Linked DNA regions of Homo sapiens: region 2 is linked to region 1. Evidence: read pairs that join two places in POLR2A ChIA-PET (ENCODE). Cell type or tissue: A673. All regions are shown on one strand. Links, peaks and the distances in the headings refer to the core of each region. The heading gives the core; the rest is flanking DNA.

Region 1 (2,932 bases), core at 255-2,754:
TGTGGCCTGTTTTCCATTAGATTCTGTCTTATCTGGACAGAGCCATGTCTGATTATTAACCTCTTTTATACCCATTACTTAGCATAGAGCCTGGCATATAAGGTTCAATGAATAATGCATGAATGACTTTTGTCCTAGTATTAAATAAGGGCCATCACAATGGATGACTTATTAAACAAAAGACAATGATTCCATCTTTATTAAAAGTCCAAAGAGGGGAAAAAGGAAATGAGTCTTTATTAAAGAATGGGGTTTACATTTAAATGCATGCTATAGCTGGATATCGGACATTAGGATGAGTTAGTTGAGCAAGGTACAGAACTTCCCTTCCCTAGGGGCTCCTTTCCCTTGTTCCCTGAATAGCACATATATCTGCCTAGATAACAGTGATACAGAAGATGAGCTCTTCTAGCTCGTGTAGCTTAGAGATGCCAACTCAATGGCTTAAAGAAGGAGAGAACAAAGGAGGAGAAGGAGAAAGAGAAGAGAGGAAAAAATGGAGGGAGGAAGGGGTGGGGGCCTATACGGAGGGTATCCAATACCACTATAAGACCAGAAGAAATCATTCATTTTTTCTAGATTATGCCAATGGCAATAAAGATTATGTCCTGAAAACCTTAGAGTATGAAGTCCATTTGGATAAAATGAAGTGAAGCCTAAGGCAAAAACTTAAGAAAGATCATATCCAACTGTCAGAGAAATCTGACAGTTTTCTCTACCTCCTTCAGCCTGTACTCCCTGCCACCCAATATCTTCATGCAAAATCCTAAAAGTCTGGGTCCCTCCTGCCATGGTTCTCTACATGCTCTCAAATACCAAATATACACTCGTGTCTACTCCCCATCAAAACTTACTGGGTCTAAGTTCTATTACTTTGAGCTCTTATTCTTCTAGCAGGTCACTGAGAGATACTATGCTTATGATATAAATGGCTGTCTATTACTGAAAATATCACTTCCTTAATTTACAGTCAATGTGAACTTCCAACTCCCTAATAAAAAATTTCATAGTCTAAGATTGTGGCATATTGTTTTATTTGTTAATAATTCTCCCTTCCCTCTCTGTCCTTGCCACAGTTCACCACGGGCTAAGCATATGACTTAGGTATACCACTTGATATAACACAAATCATTTCTAATCACTGTCATAAGGAAATGTTTTTCTTGCTCCAAAGATATCTTACTCCACAGATAAAATATTACACGAGCACCTTTCCACTATGCAGCTAGCATATGTCAGCTTGGGGAAGCAGTCTTACACTCACTGCCCATCACTTTGCACAGCAAACTCACAGACACAGGGGCCACAGTTTGGTTGAATCCATAGTTTCCACTGTTTCTTTTTGTATTTCCTCAAGATCAGAGGGTATTACGTCTTCTCCATGAAGTGGGTAGCATGTGGATTGGCTTCTTTCTAAGTACAACTCCTTTTCTTCATGAAGCCATCACCTTATCTGTACCTGAGCCCAGTACCCTGTCAGTTCTGTCCCGAGCAACTTTTCCACTCTCATGAATAATGGTTAACCAAAAAAAAAAAAACAAAAAAAAACTCTTCCTATAGCACAAGTTTTCAGTGACAAATGAACAAAAGCATCACCGAGCACTCATTTCTGAACAAATGCCAAAAGCTGATTCATTCTCTGCATGACATCGGTGGTTTCATCCAACCATAAAGTGAAATATCTGCTAGCGTGCACTTGATAGTAATCGCTCTTCCACACTCCACTCCACTGATATTATGCCACAGCCAACCATGTTATTTGACAAAGGAGTTTTGTCAATAACTTCTGGTTTCTCTCTAAGGATAATGTTTGTCTTTAACTTTCCAGCTGATTTTCCAAGTGTCTCTTCAATAATATGACTCATACTTATTTTGCTACAAGGATCCTTTAATGATGCTAATAGAATTATAATCTCTTACCTACCTTTAGCCATATAATACATTAATTTTATAAAGGAAAGCATTATTGTGTGCCTGTCCTAGAAAACTTCAATAGTATAACAGAGAAGCCACTGTGCTTTGTTCGAAAATGACACAAAAACATCCATGGCTTCATGCCACTATTGGACAAAGTTTCATAACAGGCAACGATTACGGATTCATTTGGTCCTAATGGGGATAGCAAGTCCAATAAAAAATAGTTTTGAGATAGTCATTGTCATATTTCCATTTGCACTTTTCAATTTCAGCTACTGTTCTGAAATTGTCACTCTCAGAGATTCCCTTGTCTCTATACATACATATTCCCATTTTATATGCAGTGGGATTCAGTTCTCTAAGTATGTTTATGGTATTCTGAAATGTAGCATTTACAGTACTATTTTCATCACTATTTTTACACTTCAATGAACTACTTTTGAACCACTTATCTAGTTTTGTGAAATGGGAATACAATTTAAGAACAGCAAAAACAAAAAATATTCTTTTAACAAATAAAAAATAAGTAAATGATATAAAAATTATATTAACAAACATGAAGTGGACCATTAACAAAATGTAAGCTATACGCACTCACCAGTGCAGTCTTTGCAGCACAAATACAATCTTAAATATTATAATAAGTTTTAAGAACATAAGGGGATGTCTGCTGAAATCATAATTAAATGGCCTATCTCAAGGCCCTACAGGCTTTGCAACACCCACACCACCCTTCTGGTCTCATTTCTGACTTCCCCCTTGTCATTCCACCCCATCATGCTGATCTTGCAAATCTTTGAACATATCCAAACACATTCTTTTCTCAGGGCCTTTGCACTGGCCATCCTGCAACTCTATCCCTCAGGTATTTGTATTAAGCAACTTCTCTTACCTTCCGTTAACTCTTTGCTTAAGGTCTCTTTCTCCATGAAGCCTACTCAACCACACTTACCCTGTCCTACTTTCTCTTTCTTCCAAAGCACTCATCTCCTTCTAGCATCATATATAATTTAGT
Region 2 (2,932 bases), core at 119-2,618, 70 kb before region 1:
TTCCAACTATAACCCAAAAGGGTATCAAACCCAGAAATCATTTATTTCTCCAACAGGCAAATTCTTTACTACAATATTGTTGAAATTGTTTACTGAGAATGAATGAAAGATTAATTCTGAAAATAATACCTTTACTTTGGATAAAAGTGGAAAGTTAATATCCTGTGGTTGCTGACATTACTTTAAAAATCTCTTCTTCCACTCCTGTTAAGATCCCTTCCACAAAACTGGTTTTGCTACTATGAGTGTTATTAAAACAAAACCTAGGCCAGGTGTGGTGGCTCATGCCTGTAATCCCAACACTTTGGGAGGTGGAGGTAGGCGGATCACTTGAGGTCAGGAGTTTGAAACCAGGCTAGCCAACAGGGCGAAACCACCTCTCTACTAAAAAAAAAAGTACAAAAAAAAAAAAATAGTTGGACATGGTGGCTCATGTCTGTAATCCCAGCTACTCGGGTGGCTAAGGCATGAGCATCGCTTGAACCTGGGAGGTAGAGTTTGCAGTGAGCTGAGATCGCACCACTGCACTCCAGCCTGGGTGACAGAGCAAAACTCTGTCTCAATAAACAAAACAAAACAAAACAAAAACCTGAAATATTTTTAGGTTGGATTATGCCTTGTGAGTAGCATTATCATCACTCCAACATGGTTTAGGAAGCAAGCTCATTTGTAGCATGAAAAACTTTAAATACTAATACAGACAGTCTATGTTCAAAGCATATAAACAAACAGGGAATCACTATTTCTCTTAAAGCCATTTGTTTAGCTATAATTGCAGTCTACCAAGTTACAAATGTAATACTAATTCTTTATATTAACTGCCTACACACACACTTTTTCAAGGAACATGTGTACTGTTTTTGTAATTATAATTTTTGTAATTTTTTCCTTAAGCTATGTTTATTCGTATTATATAATGAAATTTAATTGTGTCTGTTGAATCAAATAATAAAAAGTCTGGGTTTATATTTTGTATGTCTGGCTCTTATTTTGTTTTTCTAGTAATTCACAGTATCAGTCCACAAGGTATCGGGAATTAAAATTTAATAAAAGAAACATTAGTCCCTTACTGAAAAATATTGATCTACCCCAAACTGCTAGAAACCAGCCAGTTATGCAATCATAGTTTTCCCTAGGGCCATATTTTCCCAAATTCAGGATGTGTTGCTTGGTAACAGACTAGGCATTAAATTACATTGAATCAGACAGTAGGAAAGTCATTGCGAGATGAGCTGTTCAGAAGAGGTCTGGGTCTTTGAGTAAGCATCAGTTAAGCTAGGTACAGGCTATATATCCCATTCCTCACAAGCTTGCTACCAGGCAAAATATCCCATTCCTCGCAAGCTGTTACAAAGATATCAAGTCACGGATTACATTCAACCAAAGGTACATACATTATCCAGCAGGCACCAAATCTGTTTTATAGGTCTAGAAAGTCCCAATTTCTTCCTGCCATTATCTAACTTGACAGACTTCCTCCCAGAGAGACACCAAGGTGTCCTGATGGCGGGACAAGCCAGTGTCCTGGTGAAACTACAGTGACTCTTGGGCTTCCCACCGCTCATTCATACAAGGAGGCACTCATCTCATGCATAAAAAATTATTCCTAATATCCCTCAGGCTCATTAAATCCTCTAAGGTAGATCTCTAAGCCAGTATTTGAAGTTCTAAATATTCAATACTAAAGATGTTAATTCCTTATGAGGGTTCTTGGAATAATAACTAACCACATTCTAAGGAGAAAATTAGAGAAGAATCATACCCTTTATACTAAATCACTTTCAAACTAAATTACCATACAATAATGCCATGGTCACAGGTTCCTAAAAATAAAATTTTAAAAAGGAAAAAGAAATTACAACACTATATAAAAATTTTATTACAATATTTCTACTGAAATAAAGTCTGTATTTAATGATAAGATGGCTTTAATAAATCTTCAATACTTGGTAATCTCCCATTTTAACAAAGAACAGACATTTAGCTTAGAGCCTTTGGCAAGTATCAGTATCCAATTAGAAGTCAGTGACATTGTTTTGTTTTCACTGTAAAGATTGTTACAGTTACTTGGTCTTAATCATATAATAATACTACAGTTACCTTTTAAAATAAGTTTTCTTAAATAAAAAGTGAGTAAATAGAACAAAAATATCAGATAATCAATAGTACAGGTGGCACTCATATAAGGTAAAAACTTAGGAAAATTGTTCCGCTAAATCATGCTTACTTTGAACCACCCCAACTCAACCTCCCCAGAGTTTCAGGATACAGCAGCTCACCAGTGACTGGGAGGGCAGCTACTGCTAAAAAGGCTTGGGGTTCATAACTTCCCCTAATTCCACCTCAAAGCATCACCCAGGTAAAACCTCATGGGATAATCCCTTCACACTGCACCCCTTAGAGACCATGCACTTTACAATTCAAATGTCCTTTAATGTTTGTGTTAATCAAATTTTAGCAATATAAATACGAAGGGGAGAAAGAAAGCTTTTAACACACCTGGGATTAAATGAAAAAAGACAGAAATCCCCTACACTAACACAGCAATGGAATTGTAGGGATTTTTCCTCCTTTCTTCTGTTTTTCAAGCTTTGTGATGATGTTACAGGTCTCTTGTAATCCAAAAATGTGATTAAAAAATAAAATATAATAGAAAAACAATGCAAAATCACACAAAGACATCTGAGTCTGATGTTATGAGAAATGGGATGCCTAAAACCAAATTATAAGATAAGAGCTAAGTAATGATGGCTCACTTTACAAAAGGCTTCTGTGCATCACCTTAAAGAATCCCTTTAGGCCAGGCGCGGTGGCTCACGACTGTAATCCCAGCACTTTGGGAGGCCGAGGTGGGTGGATCGCTTGAGGTCAGGAGTTCGAGACCAGCCTGGTCAACATCATGAAACCCCATCTCTATTAAAAATACAAAAAT

The links. ChIA-PET counts read pairs that join two places held together with the same protein. Peaks named below come from ENCODE experiments on the same cell type or tissue, not always from the same donor. Only the 100,000 strongest peaks of a DNase experiment are listed, where the experiment ranks them.
Region 2: POLR2A ChIA-PET joins it to region 1 with 5 read pairs; 4 of 35 experiments call an interaction of 5 or more read pairs at or near these places.

What each region holds. Positions count from the first base shown.
Region 1 is chr2:196,585,216-196,588,147 of GRCh38, forward strand. All of the region lies in intron 1 of HECW2 (HECT, C2 and WW domain containing E3 ubiquitin protein ligase 2), which reads right to left. Among named protein-coding and RNA genes, the nearest start is that of HECW2, 6.9 kb to the right of the region's middle. In A673, for the core only: no CTCF peak of the experiment used is centred there; a DNase peak (open chromatin) is centred at 1,636.
Region 2 is chr2:196,515,576-196,518,507 of GRCh38, forward strand. All of the region lies in intron 1 of HECW2 (HECT, C2 and WW domain containing E3 ubiquitin protein ligase 2), which reads right to left. Among named protein-coding and RNA genes, the nearest start is that of HECW2, 77 kb to the right of the region's middle. In A673, for the core only: no CTCF peak of the experiment used is centred there; no DNase peak of the experiment used is centred there.